Linked DNA regions of Homo sapiens: regions 2 and 3 are each linked to region 1. The links are chromatin contacts, found by Hi-C or POLR2A ChIA-PET in ENCODE. All regions are on one chromosome and are shown on one strand. Each heading gives the region's core, a stretch centred on a gene start or an enhancer-like site at or near the end of the contact. The rest is flanking DNA. Distances are from core to core; before and after follow the strand shown.

Region 1 (4,757 bases), core at 670-3,169:
GGCGGCCTCTTAGCTCTCCCTGCCGGCGCCTGCCTTCGGCTAAGCTTCAGAAATGGGATTTGCGCTTCTTTTTAATGATGTAATACCGGCCTAGGGTACCCCGGAGCTTGGAGACCCACTAGGGACCACACAGCTCTAAACCGGTCGCAAAGCCTTCATTTTGTAAAATGCAAAACACCTCCTCCCAACTGAGTTTGTTTCTCAGGCGTCTAAAAGAGGCTTCCTCCGCAAGGATATTACAAAATCATTTTTGACCTCAAGGCTGCCAGGTTTGGCTGGGCGGCTTGCTCGTGCCTCTGCTCATCGCCTGCCAGGTTCCTACTCCCGCTGTGGTGTCCGGCCTCCAGGAACCGCGCGTTCTCTTCTACAATAAAAGGATCAGTCTCAGTGGCGGATCTACCCCCAAATGCTACTCTACTGAAAGTTTACAGAGAAGTCAGAGATAAAAGGGCAGCCAACGGTTGCGGAGATTGAATTAAACGAGGGACGAGGGAGAGGAAAAAATTCCTTTGTCATATATATATATATATATATACACACACACACATATGGAGACAGAGAGAGAGACAGAGACGGAGTCTTGCTGCGTCGCCAGGCTGGAGTACAGTAGCGCGATCTGGGCTCACTGCAACCTCCGCCTCCCGAGTTCAAGCGATTCTCCTGCCTCAGCCTCCCGAGTAGCTGGGACTACAGGCGTGCACCACCACGCCCAGCTACTATTTGTATTTATTTATTTATTTAGTAGAGACGGGGGTTTCACCATGTTGGCCAGGATGGTCTCGATCTCTTGACCTCGTGATCCGCCCGCGTAGGCCTCTCAAAGTGCTGGGAATACAGGCGTGAGCCACCGCGCCCGGCCTGCCGTGTATTTTATACAAAAGATGGAGTAATATGCACGATTAATTTTATTCCACAAGAGATTTGCTCTATTTATACCAAACATATATATATATATTTGTTAATCCTAACAAAAAGTCGAGTTGAAACTACAAAACAAATTGTACAAATATATATGTTTGGTGTCATTTAATTAAAAAGCACTGATTTTATTAAATTTGTTTTAAATACATCAATGGACTCCTTAAAAGCCTGAAGTAACGATTGTAAATTGTCAACAGTAGGACAAATATAAACTTACTTAAATCACAGAGAAGTTTTTCAAATGGGGAATTTTATTGCGTCTTCATACTTATTTCATTTTGCGAAGTTTTAAGGGGTTTTAAAGTTGTCCATATCGTTAAAGACGTACAGAATGAAAATCCCATGACCTACGTTTTAAAATAACTACCACTCTTTGAAAGAAAAGGTGGGCTGCGGAAAGGGCGTGCTTTTTCTGACATTTATATGACGGACTGAGCGTTAACGTAACATTTTGCACTCCTAAAGGATTTACATATTTCTTAACCTGGTATCCCCTAAGAAAAAAATCACGGAGTAAAGTTTAAATAAGCCTAAGCCATATCTGGCGCAGACTGAGTGCAGGAACATTTAAATGAGAAAGGAGGGGCCTGCGAATTCTTCCCAGCTTCCCAATATTCTGAGTTGTAGCAACATTAAGCGATACGGAAGTGGGACGGCAATTTACGGAACCTTGAAAGATTCCTGATTTTCTAACTTGTTGAACGTCTAGTTTAAAGCCGGGAACTTCCGCCTTTCCAGGTCCTGGTGAGGAAAGCTGGAGACTACGGGGCTGGACTCAGCTACGGACGTCAGAGAGACAGAGTTCAGCGTCCGTGTGGCTGGCACATCCAAGCCAGACAGCGGCGCTTTTCACTCCTGGTTTTTCGCTACCTTGTAAGGAAGTGGGCGCGGGCTGCGCGGAGTCGGCGCCTCCTGATTGGCCGGCCGTCTGGGTGATGGACAGGGACCCGGGCTCCGCCCCCGCCGCTTTATTGACACTAATGAGCAAGTTCTTCCCACCGCTCTCCTGCCTGGAAGTGCTGACAGATCAAGGCAACAAATTTCAATTACAATCCCTAATTTGTGTCCACAGAGTGTTTTTTACCCATGTTAGTCCTCTCTGGCGCATCAGTTGAGGCAGACCTCGGAGCAGCAGGAGGAGGTGGAAGGGGTGGGAGCAAAGGAGTGCATCAGTGAGAGAGCGCGCGAGAGAGACCCAGGAAAGGAGACTTGGCCGGCGCGTCGCCGGTTCCTGGATCCCAACACAAGCGAGAAAGCGGAAACGCCAAATCTGTTTTTTGCCCGCGGTGGGGAAGGGGGCAGATCTCGGGAGGCCCCGAGAGCCTTTTAGTTTTTGGTGGGGGAAGAGCGAGAGCGCGCGTGTGCCCGCGTGAGTGTATATGAGAGAGGGGCGGGCGGGCGCGGGGCGGGGGGGATGGCCGAGAAGCGAAGGGGCTCGCCGTGCAGCATGCTAAGCCTCAAGGCGCACGCTTTCTCGGTGGAGGCGCTGATCGGCGCCGAGAAGCAGCAACAGCTTCAGAAGAAGCGGCGAAAACTGGGCGCCGAAGAGGCGGCGGGGGCCGTGGACGACGGAGGCTGCAGCCGCGGCGGCGGCGCGGGCGAAAAGGGTTCTTCTGAGGGAGACGAAGGCGCTGCGCTCCCGCCGCCGGCTGGGGCGACGTCTGGGCCGGCTCGGAGTGGCGCAGACCTGGAGCGCGGAGCCGCGGGTGAGTGGGCCCCTTCCTGCCTATAACTTCTCTCCGGCGCGAACCTGAACTTCTGCGAGTCTGTGGGTGTGCGTGCGCGCCGCGTCCCTACATGGCCAAGGCCACTCAGCCACTAGCGCATTGGCCGTGTCAGTCGCAAAGCTCGCCGCGCAACCTGGTCACCCTCCAGACGGTTCAGATACTGCTTCCAGGCTCGCCTCGCGGGCGGCCGCCGCCCACTCGGCGACCCGCGCCTTCGGCCGCGGCTGTTTGCTGCGCCTAGCGGTGCAGCTCTGTGCTTCCTGCATCTGCCTCCCTTGGGGTTCCAGCCAATGGGTGCTCTTTTTTGTTTCCTAACTTTTAAAAGCACAGGGCGGGGAGGAGGGGAGCGACGGCATACCCCACCCTGAAACCGGAACGAATGCCCTAAACCGTTTGTGCAAACCAGGAAGAGGGCGGCATATTTGGAAACTTGGTTTCCCGAAGGGTAGTTGAGCGGTTCCCTTCCCTTCTCCTCTTGATTTCTCTGCCAAGGCCGACGGCGACCGCGGGCTTGCTTTTCACACTTTTCTCTGCTGGGCTGGAAGCGCAGGGCGCCGGGAGTTTGGCGAAAGCGGGGTCTGAAGAGCCTTCTAGAAGATGCCTCCGGCCCGGCCCAAAAGAAGGCCCAAAGCGAGGCGCCGCAGACGCTTATGGCTTAAGGAGGCCCAGGCTCTTGGGACCAGAGTCCGGGCGCTTTTGCTGCTTGCGCTTCGAGGCGCAGGTTGCGTCGGAGTTTGCACTGGGGACTCTGGACCCGGGAGCTCCTCTGACTCCGTCGGGCAAGCGTCCCAGACCCCGGCGGCGGCGTGAAGCCTTTTCTGCTGGGGCCTTGGCCCTGCGGAGGCCCAGCGGGTGGGGTGGACGCTGCCCGCGCGCCTCTCCCGGGCTTGGGACTTGGGGACCAAGCAGGCCACACTGGAGCTCTGAATGCGCCCCTTCGACAGGCAGAATGTGGGTGTCTATCGACTGGCTTGTTCTTTAGGAGGACCTGATGGCACCAAAGCTTCCCCTTTTCTCCCGGTCATTTTCCTCTTCTCAGCCACCAGGTGGGCCCGTCTCCGCGGCTGGCTTCCCCTCTGTTTCCCTCACCAGTTCCCTTTCTCTGTCCTTTGCTGTCCAGGCGGCTGTGAGGACGGCTTCCAGCAGGGAGCTTCCCCTCTGGCGTCACCGGGAGGCTCCCCCAAGGGGTCTCCGGCGCGCTCCCTGGCCCGGCCCGGGACCCCTCTGCCCTCGCCGCAGGCCCCGCGGGTGGATCTGCAGGGAGCCGAGCTCTGGAAGCGCTTTCATGAGATAGGCACTGAGATGATCATCACCAAGGCCGGCAGGTAATGGGCAAGCTGGCGTGGACGCCCCTCCCTACCCCAGACCCTGTCTTCACTCACCTCTAGCTCAATCAGGAAGAAGGGCCTGCAGCTCGGTGGGGGTTCTGGATAGCATTTTCGGTCAAACGGGACCAGGCCCCAGACCGTGGTTCACTTTGGAGGCTAGCTTTGGCTACCCACCACTAGTGCAGTCGGTGCACAGTCCAACTGCCCTCTGGTTGAATGCCAGGGAGAAAATTACTGTCGCCGCTGATGCCACAGCTGTCGCGGTTGATGTTCTGCGTTCAGGGCGGTTATAAATTTGAGGTCATATTTACCCTTGTCCAGGTATTTATTTAGGCTCTAGTTGTCAGTTCTGGAACTAGGAAACATTCTTTTTTTTTTCCTTTCTCTTTTATTTTTAAACAGCAGTTTACTCCAGTAAACTATGATTTGCTTTTTCAGATTTGAAACTCCCAGGCAGATTGGTTCTTTATCAGAAGATATCCTGGCAATTTGATAAGATGATCTGTCCTGCTATTTCATATTAGACTAGGAGGAAAAGTCACTGGACTCACCCACAATACATGTTTAATCATGTATAGGTGCAAGAATAATTACCCTGATTTTTAAAAAGCATCCTGTTTATAGATTTAGAGTACCTGGTTATTTATTTATTTATTTTTGTCCTAAATGGAATCCAACACAGCCTGAATTTGCTGAGGAATACTTAAAAATTTTTTATAAAAAGGTACATCGGTTTTTTAAAAAGTGTGAAATTTTCCCATCCATTGGTTAGTAAAATAAA
Region 2 (4,757 bases), core at 969-3,468, 1.6 Mb after region 1:
GATTTAAATACCATAACATCACATAAGCTAGTTTATCAATAGCAACTGCATGATTTTGAGAAATGTTATTGCTACTATTAAATGTACCAGGTACTTTACATACATGATTGCTTCCTTTTATGCATTATTTCAATATTTATTGAACAACTACGTGTGCCAGGTGCCCTTGTGCTGGGATAAAAAAGTGAATAAACCAGACACTATTTTTGCCCTTCATGAAGTCCAGGGCCTAGTGAAGGAGACACACATTAAACAAATAATTACATATAGCAAGTATTTAATTTCAATTGTGAAAAGCATTACCATGGAAAAGTGGAGGGTTCCATTGAAGTGTGTAACCAGCGGGACAGAATCCAGTCTGGAGAACCAGAAAGTCTCCTCTGAGGGAATAACAACTGAAGGATGAGTAGGAAATAGCTACAACAGTGGTTCTCAAATGCCCAGTCCACGTATTACCTATGCTATGCTAATGTTGCTGGAGATAAATGGATCAGAAGATGGAGGTAAATTCATTTTTAGTCTTTAGATTTTTCCATCCATATTTGCTTTCTGTGTTATGGTGCCATCAAAAAATCCACTCATTCACTCCTTAAAAGACAGTTATGTTACAGGAGATATTTAGATTTATGAAAATCATGATACATGTGAAAGGTAGTCCAACTGGATGGGTGAACAAAATAATAATGGCATAAGACTGCAAGATAGCGTCAATAAAAACTCCAGGTATATTTGTTAAAAAGGTGTATATGTTTACATAAAATTAAAGATATTTACTGAAGACAATTTATAGAGCATTCCGTATCTTTCAAACAAGGAAATATGCACCTGGAATATTTCTATCTTTCCTTGACAGAAAGCTCATGTTCTAGATGTTTCAATTAAAAACTGGGCACCTGGCAAACACTTAAATCAGGGTACCTACCTTGGGCTCTTCAATCTGGAGTGTAATTACAAATTCGATTTTTGGTGGCAGCGCCTCCCTTGTGCCTTCCAAATACCTCTTTATATTCGTCAGGGCATTTACATCTTCAAGTTTTACTTCTCCTTGGTTAGGAAACATAGAAAACAGCATTTCCATCTCCAGTAGCTGAAGCTGAAGGCTTTCTTTCACCGAAGCAGACATGTTGCCTCGCAATCAGCCTGCCTGGAAACCTCACAAGGCTCAGGGACGCTGGGTTTGTCAATGCCAGCCGGTATCCAGCGAAATTTCCCGAAGGTCCCTTTACGTGGAAGCAATTCTGCAGGAACGCTTTGCACCGAGAGCTAGGGGCACAAACCAGACACTTGCACTCTTCTTTATTTCCTGACTCCAAAATCTAGTATGCACAACATCCTCTAAAACACTCCGTAAAAACCCATATTCTGCGTACCCGGGCTCCGGGTTCCCGCCTCCCGCACCCCGCACTAGATAGGGGAATCTGCACTTTCAACAGGTGTTTGGAACTGTCCCGCTGCAGGTGGCAGGCAGACACCTGCAGACGCTCTGCAAGCCTGAATTCTGGGAAAGGCTGGGGCCCGGCTTCCAATCCCACCCGGGGCTCGGGCTTGGGCGGAGCCAGACGCTGCGGCGAGAGAGGCCGCAGTGCCAGCAGGATGGGCTCCGAGTTCCCCAGCGCCAGTCGCCACCCCTCGGTCCTGGACTCGCGGACCGCCCCCCCCCAACACCGCGGTGGCCTTTTCGCTTGGGCCGCATTCCAGGGCTCCGGACGTTTACGATTCACTGGCCTCTGCCCCGAGGGACCCAGGATAAGGGTAGGGGGTGTCTCAGAGGTCATTAAATAAAAGATGTTTACAGTGAGCTGGGGGAAGGGGGTACCCGGGGAGACGGCAGCCGGAGAAGGCTTCCCAGATTCAAAGGTTTGGGAGATGACCTCGACGTCGGAGAGGGGGATGCGGGCCGCCGGCGGCGCTCACTGTGGGCGAGGTCGCCCTGTCCGAGGCCCAGCGACGGGGCTGATTCCCCACCCCCGCCCCTAGCCAAGACCACTAGGAACCCCGGCTTCCCAGGAACGCAGGGCCTGCCGCCCCCAGAGGCCCGGATTTGGAGGCGGAGGCTGTGCCTCCGCGGCCGCAGTGCTCTGAGGGCCCGCGACCCTCGGCCCCAACCCCCGGGCCACCGCGGGGGCCTCACCCTTTCTGGTCACTCAATGGTAACAGCCCCAGACCCCGCTCGGAACCGCAGCCGCAGTTCCTCAGGCGCCAGCTGCGCGCGACCTGCGGCGAGGCGGGGGCGGGGCTGGCGGATAGTCCTCTGCCGTGATTGGCCAGGGGGCGTGGCGACGAGCCGGAAGCCACGCAGGGCCACGTCTGCGGTTCTGAGGACTGGGTTTGGGTGCAGACGTTGTTGCTTGGGCGCTTCTCCGCTGCGTGTAGGTGAAGGGGGCTTCCTGACCGAGGTAAGCCGGGCCCCGAGGCTCGGAGTTGAGAAGGGAGACTACCGGTCGGCAAGGGCTCGGTGGGAGCGGGACAGGTCAGATTCTCGGCCCGACGGAGGGGCTAGTGGTCTGGCGGGCGACTGACCGAGCGGCGGAGCGCGCGGGACACACCTACAGGCCCCTGCGCCCCGCGGGCGGGCTGGTCGGGACGGGCCGCGGGTCTCCTGCCGGGGCTCTGGTACGTGGACCTAGGCGGGGACCTCAGGGTGGAGTGCCGGGAATCACCCTTGTGCGGTGATTCGAGGGTAGGCGGGAGAGAGGCACCAAGGAGATTTGAAGATTGAATGGAGAGTAGGGGGATACTCTTAACTTTTTGCGTGGACGCTGGATTTGGCAAATATGCTTTCAATAAAGGCATTCGCAGAGGCATTGAAAGTAGTTGTAGGGCCTAAAACGCATGAAAGGATGAACTCATATTATCTGGACCTTTTTTTTTTTAATGGCTTTTTGGAGTTAACAGGACTGGTTTACACTCTTATGAATAATCATGACACATAACTGACTGCTCAGTTTTTACAAATATGTATTCATCCTTAGGAAAGAGATCTGATCACTGTCTTGAACTAAATTAGTTTACTGAATGCCAGCTTTTTCCAACTGGACAAAAGCAAGTATTTTTCACCATTTCTTGCAAGTTCTGTTCATTGAAGCAATGAAGGACAATAAAGAAAACAAAATTATGAGGCTAGCAGCTGGCGGACTGCTCCTCATCTCTGGGCTAATTGGGAATTAATTGACCCAGGAAATGTAGTATATGGACTACTGAAGGAAAACTACTGACTGAGGTTGGAAACCCCAAGTTCCACTTAATGGGAGTATCCCAGAGAAAACAGTATTAGTGGGCTAAGGGCCGATTTTTTGTTGTTGTTTGTTTTGAGACGGAGTCTCACCCTGTCGCCCAGCCTGGAGTGCAGTGGCGCGATCTCGGCTCACTGCGACCTCCACCCGCGGGTTCAAGCGATTCTCCTGCGTCAGCCTCCTGAGTAGCTGGGACTACAGGCGCGCACCACCACGCCAGGCTACTTTTTGTATTTTTAGTAGAGACAAGGGTCTCACCATGTTGGTCAGGCTGGTCTTGAATTCCTGACCTCGTGATCCGCCCGCCTTGGCCTCCCAAAATGCCGGGATTACAGGCCTGAGCCACCTCACCTGGCCTGTTTTTTTTTTTTTTTTTTTTTTTTGAGACCGAGTCTCCCTTTGTCACCCAGGCTGGAGTGCAGTGGCGCGATCTCGGCTCACTGCAACCTCTGCCTCCCGAGTAGCTGGGATTACAGGCGCCAGCTAACACGCCCGACTAATTTTTTTGTATTTTTAATAGAGAGGCGGTTTCGCCATGTTGGCCAGGCTGGTTTCAAACTCCTGACCTCAGGTGATCCGCCTGCCTTGGCCTCTCAAAGTGCTAAGATTACTGGCGTGAGCCACCGCTCCCGGCCGATGTTTTATTTTTAAAAGTAAAGGAAAAAGGTGGCATTCTTTCAGAAGAAGATATTGCTAGTTTTAGAGCAACATCTTAGAAGGGTGTCCTGATTGTTTTTAGCAAATGGAAAAAGATCTGGGTAGTCTTGGAGAAGAAACTGTTGCCTTTTGCTTTTCCTTTAAGAATATGTCTCTGTAGTTTGGGAGAAATAGCAAAAGAACCACAAAGATTTCTCAGATATTTGGGGATATGTAGTTTCAGTCCACTCAAGAATCTGACTTTAGGCCTCAATCCGTCACCAGCTATCTATGTTAATTTAGGTTAGTTTCCCTTTTTGTAAAATGAAATGATCTTTGAGCTCATTGGAGTCTCTGAATAGGTGTAAAATCTTCATTTTAGTTGAGAGTGGACCAATTTAAGTGTGCCCGGCGTCCAGGATAGTCCTGGAGCTAAAATGGGAGGAGAGTGGGGACAATCTGCTATCTGCCCTGAGTCTGCCCAGGAGTGGACATACCAAGTTGGACAACATCTTGTAGGTAATTCTAACCCACAGGACTTACTCTCCTGCCCATTGCTCTGTCAAACATAGGGTTCTTTGAGGAGGTTCAGGATGAGACAGACCTATTCGTTTGGGGTGGCAGTTTTTGAAGCAAATGGTTCTTAAGAAATTACTTGTTATGCCCGAAACAATATTTCTTAATTTTGTAGACATGGATTTAGGTGCTATTACAAAATACTCAGCATTACACGCCAAGCCCAATGGACTGATCCTTCAATACGGGACTGCTGGATTTCGAACGAAGGCAGAACATCTTGATCATGTCATGTTTCGCATGGGATTATTAGCTGTCCTGAGGTCAAAACAGACAAAATCCACTATAGGAGTCATGGTAACAGCGTCCCAC
Region 3 (4,757 bases), core at 1,220-3,719, 1.1 Mb after region 1:
TGAGACTAGCTTCATGGCTTAGGATCAGTCAGTATGGTCAATCCTGGAGAATATTCCATGCACACTTTAAGAAAGTATTCCACTACTGTTGGGTGGACTATTTTATAAATGTCAATTAGGTGAAGTTGGTCTGCAGGACTATTTCTTTCTTTTTTTTTTTTTTTGTGAGACAGAGTCTTGCTCTGTCACCCCAGCTGAAGTGCAGTGGCGCGATGTCCGCTCACTGCAAGCTCCGCCTCCCGGGTTCACGCCATTCTCCTGCCTCAGCCTCCTGAGTAGCTGGGGCTACAGGCACCCACCACCACGCCCAGCTAATTTTTTTTTTTTTTTGTATTTTTAGTAGAGACGGGGTTTCACCGTGTTAGCCAGGATGGTCTTGATCTCCTAACCTCATGATCTGCCTGGCTCGGCCTCCCAAAGTGCTGGGATTACAAGCATGAGCCAACCGCGTCCGGCCTACAGGGCTATTTCAAGTCATCTATACCCTTACAGGTTTCCTGTCTACTTGTCCTATTTATTACATAGAGAAAAGTGCTGAAATCCTGAAGTATAATTGTGGATTTGCCTGTTTCTCCTTTTAATGCTATTAGGTTTTGCTTCGTCCTACTTTGAAGCTCTGTTCTTAGATATACAAACAAGTAGAATTGTTCCATGCTCTTAATGAATTTTTCATTATGAAATGTGCCTGTTTATTGCTATTAATATTCCTTATTGTAAAACCTACTTTGATATTAATATTGCCACTCCCAACTCTATCAGATTATATTGAGGTATAATTAACAAACAACAAAATTCGCCAATTTTAAGTGTACAAATTGATGAGTTTTGAGAAATACATGCAGCTGTATAATCATCATCACCGTCACGATATAAAACATTTCCATCTCTCCAAAAAGTTTCCTTCTGCCCCTTTGCAGTCCCCTCCCCCAATGCCACCGTCACCTGACTCGGCACCTGATGTGTTTTCTGTTTCTATAGTTTTGACTTTTCCAGAATGTTACATAAATGAAATCAAAATAATAAGTAGAATTTTTGATAGAGCTTCTTTCCCTTCGTCTAATGAATTTGAGATTCATGAATGGTATTAGTTTGTTTCTTGTTATTGCTAAGTAGTATTCCATTATGTGGATATACCATATTTTGTTTATTCATTTACTAGTAGAATAACATTTGGCTTTCCTCCAGTTTGGGGCCATTATATTAAGCTGCTATAAAACTGGAGTACAAGTTTTTTTAATAGAATTGCGTTTTTATTTCCCTTGTAAATATGGTAAGACTAGTACTTGAGACAATAGTGCTCTTAAGCTGTCTCTCTTTAGTCATTAAGCTTCCAATTAGTCCTAGAATCAGTCTCAGTAGTTAGGAAATCATGACTGCATACTGAACACTGTACCAGGTGAAAGAGAGGAATATATAACAAAACGTTGAGATCGATAGGTATCGATATATGGCTTCAAGGCCGAGCAGAAGCCACCCGAAGCAAGGAGAAAAAATGCCAGGAAAGCTCACAAATATAGTTTTGATCTTCATGCTACTGTGAGAATTAAAAAAAAAGGTGAACATAAATAACAACCTTTGAAAATGTCAACACGTGAAGCTATTAACCAACTCCACATCCCTGTTTAGAAATTCCTGCTTACTATTCGAATATACACTTGACATACAATTGACGGACGTTCCAACACTATATTTAATTGGCAGAAATTACTTCTTAAGGGTACAAAGGGTTTTCTTTATGCACGCAAATGATTACTGTCGAAGGTAATCTGGGACTCGATTAACGGCTGTGTTAATTATTCTCCCTTCAGCAGACCTCAGTATCCGTTTAAGACTAAAGTGGCTAGAATTACCTGCCCACCCGGGCTCCCAGTTGTAACTGAGACAAGCGGAGGAGCCTGAGGAGCTGAAGACGCACAGGTGACGGTCGCGGATGGCCGGCAGGATCTGACATTTAAAATCGCCCTGCTCATCTGGGCCTCGGAGCCTTTGACAGGCGGGCGTGTCAGCGACAGTGTGGGGAAGGGGCTGGGCTCCGCCAGGCAGCGCGCGACGACGCCCTTGCCTTGGCCTTCACAGAGTAGAACCCGAGAAGCCCACTCGCCCGTCTTGGCCAACGCCCCCAACGCCCAGGGCTCCCCCCGCAGTCGGCGGGCAGGTGTGCGTGGTGCGCGAGCCCAGTGCGTGCCGGGTGCGGCGCCAGCAGCGGAGGGGCGGCCCGGCGCCCAGCGGAGAGCCGCTGGCTGGGTGGGTGTCGGCCTCCCCGCCTCCTTCTTCTCCCCGCCGGCTTGCCGGGGATGCTTGCGCGAGGCGCCCCCTCGCCTTTAAGCTCCCGGCCCCGGGGGGCGGTGTGTGTGAGTAGCTGGGAGGGGGCCGCGAGGCGCTCCGCCGAGGGCTCGTCCGGGTTTGTCCGCCGCCGTCACCTGACTCGTCGGAGGAGCCACAGCTGAGGTGGGGGCGGGGATGGGGACGCAGCTCGGAGCGCTAGAGAGACGCGGCGGCGCTGGCAGAAGAGGCGGCGGCGGGCGGGTACTGGCTTCTGGGGCCAGGGGCCAGGGGCGGTGGGCGCCGGGACCGCGGAGCTGAGGAGCGGGGCCCGGCCAGGGCTGGAGACTTTGCGCCCGGGGGCACCGGGGCTACGCGCGGTCGCACACATCCACCGGCGCGGCTTCCCTCGGCGGCCCGGGCTCCGCTCATCCTGCGGCGGGCGGCGCCGCTCAGGGGCGGGGTGAGTACCCGCGGCCGTACTCGGCCCCCTCCCCGCGCCAGGGTCTCGCGGGGATCCGCAGAGGATAATCCCAGGGTGCGGAGAAGGGCAGCGGCCGAGTGACAGCTCCGCGGAGCGCTCCAGGGCGGGCGGGGGACTGGGCTTCGCTGTCAGCCCGGCTCCTCTCCAAAGCCAGGAAGGGTGAGGCGCCCCAAGACTCCGGCGCCTCCGCAGAGCTCCCGGGCGGCCCCTGCGGCAGGGATTTGGAACCGGGGGGAAGGGGCCCGGGCGATGGGCCTCGGCGAGGCTTTGGAGCCGGCGGCGAGGAAGGAAGGGGAGGCGAGGGCATAACATGGCGCAACGCTAGGATAATCTCCTTCGCGACTGAGGGAGGACGAGCCCTTTGCTGCAGCAGCGCGAGGAGGAGGAGGGAGGCAGCCAGGGCTTGGGTATCCGATGCATTCCCCGAAGCCTGCGGGCTGCTAGGAGGAAAGTCTGCTGAGGTGGGAGATGGGCACCGGTGGGTGCGGCGCCCAGGGAATAACCCCAACGCACGTTGTGGCTAGTCCAGCACCCGCGGGTCAGGTTGCGGGGAAAGTGCTGATTGACAGGGGGGTCCCCAGGGGGTGAGTCTGGCCCTATGTGGGGGCCGGGGGAGAATGGGGACGGTGTCACGATGCTGCGACTGGAGCCCACGCTGGGGTTCCGTGACGGCCCTACTCACGGCCAAGACTCCCTGGACCGCATCGCAGGAGCGGGGCTTGGCGCGTTGCTGGCTCCGAGAGGTGGTGCCAGGGTGGGGATGGAGGAGGAGAGAGCCGCCGCGCGGCTGGAGGAGGCAAGGCCTGGGTGCTTGGAGGGTAGGGTCTGCGGATTAAAGCCGGACCGTCTCCCCTTGTTTCCTGCAGAAGAGGAGGCGGTAGACGCGACCACAGAAGATGTCGGGCCAAACGCTCACGGATCGGATCGCCGCCGCTCAGTACAGCGTTACAGGCTCTGCTGTAGCAAGAGCGGTCTGCAAAGCCACTACTCATGAAGTAATGGGCCCCAAGAAAAAGCACCTGGACTGTAAGCATCTCTTTATATAAGAGGGACATGCGCACGGCAGAGGCGCCTGGGATGCTGGTGGTGCGGCCTGCGCTCTTGGTCCATAATGCTGTGGCCTCTGATACTCCCAGCCAGGTTGCCCCTGAGCTGAAATTCTTCAGCTGTGAAGGTGTTCCCTTGGGTTAGCCATGAAACCTTGTCTTGTGAGCCATTTTTTCCTCTTATTGACCTCCAAGGTCTTGGTGGAGGGGGAAAAATACACACACACACACACACACACACGCATATGTATATACACACACACAAGAGAGAGATTGTACACACTGAATTAGATGTTTTTCACCTTTTTTTCTTTCTCCACCCACCCTCCCTTCTCCAAATTAGAGGAAATTAGAGGTTGCACAGTCAAAAAAAAAAAAGATGAATTTATGGAAGGTCAAACTTGTCACCCTAGTTCTTTCCTAAATACATTTCAGATAGTTCTAAGGTAGTATAATCTTTTTAAGTGTTGCTCCTGAGGATTGTTTTTGTGAGTATGGGTGTGTGTGTGTGTGTGTGAGGTATGTTACCATACCAAACTGAAATAAATTCAAGGTACTGAATGAGGAAATTGGACTTCATAGCTATGGCAATTTCATTTTACACATCCTGGCACACTTTGTCCCATTCTCAGAAAATGCTGGGTGAGATGACTATGCTATGGTCACAAAATGGATGTACTTCCCCAGCATCTGAGATGGTGCAATTTTAGATGAAACCGTTTAATTCTTAATATTATTTTTGTAACTGGTTATTTGATGGAAAAGGCTTTATTCTACTCTGGAATCTATATATTTCTGAAATACCTTAATTAACAGTAAATCTTTTGTCACCGAAGGATAAACAGAGGCACTTAGAAAAGAAAAAGGCTTTCACCTGCTTTGGGTGGTGAGGTTTCTCATAAGTCAGGCTATATGAGTGTATGTTCAGCAGTTGCTATTTAGTTCTCTTGACCTGCTTAGGATCT

The links. Hi-C counts contacts between places; a loop is a spot of excess contacts on that map. ChIA-PET counts read pairs that join two places held with the same protein, here RNA polymerase II (POLR2A). Pooled maps may share reads with other maps.
Region 2: a map of ascending aorta shows a loop between it and region 1 (4-fold over the local background). The contact joins the promoter of RWDD2A here to the promoter of TBX18 in region 1. A Hi-C loop is called at or near these places in 1 of 168 maps with a recorded cell type or tissue (ascending aorta). POLR2A ChIA-PET finds 5 or more read pairs at or near these places in 1 of 52 experiments (Panc1).
Region 3: a pooled map shows a loop between it and region 1 (10-fold over the local background). The contact joins the promoter of SNAP91 here to the promoter of TBX18 in region 1. A Hi-C loop is called at or near these places in 2 of 37 single-sample maps with no recorded cell type and 5 of 50 pooled maps. POLR2A ChIA-PET finds 5 or more read pairs at or near these places in 1 of 52 experiments (HEK293T).

The regions. Positions count from the first base shown.
Region 1 is chr6:84,761,760-84,766,516 of GRCh38, reverse strand. It overlaps TBX18 (T-box transcription factor 18), which reads left to right and starts at 1,919. Exons shown (of 8, transcript NM_001080508.3): 1 at 1,919-2,627; 2 at 3,769-3,973. The coding sequence starts at 2,336. It overlaps LOC124901353 (a long non-coding RNA gene), which reads right to left and starts at 4,176. Exons shown (of 2, transcript XR_007059666.1): 1 at 4,031-4,176. RefSeq lists enhancers at 1,712-2,006, 2,018-2,601, 2,602-3,186.
Region 2 is chr6:83,190,818-83,195,574 of GRCh38, reverse strand. RWDD2A (RWD domain containing 2A) reads right to left here and starts at 2,218. Exons shown (of 3, transcript NM_033411.5): 1 at 2,132-2,218; 2 at 923-1,263. The coding sequence starts at 1,123. It overlaps PGM3 (phosphoglucomutase 3), which reads left to right and starts at 2,310. Exons shown (of 13, transcript NM_015599.3): 1 at 2,310-2,396; 2 at 4,561-4,757. The coding sequence starts at 4,563. RefSeq lists silencers at 1,920-2,289, 2,590-2,659 and an enhancer at 1,848-2,347.
Region 3 is chr6:83,706,813-83,711,569 of GRCh38, reverse strand. It overlaps SNAP91 (synaptosome associated protein 91), which reads left to right and starts at 2,469. Exons shown (of 30, transcript NM_001242792.2): 1 at 2,469-2,725; 2 at 3,613-3,772. The coding sequence starts at 3,643. LOC105377879 (a long non-coding RNA gene) reads right to left here and starts at 2,128. Exons shown (of 3, transcript NR_136251.1): 1 at 1,851-2,128. RefSeq lists silencers at 2,197-2,256, 2,587-2,796, 3,206-3,500.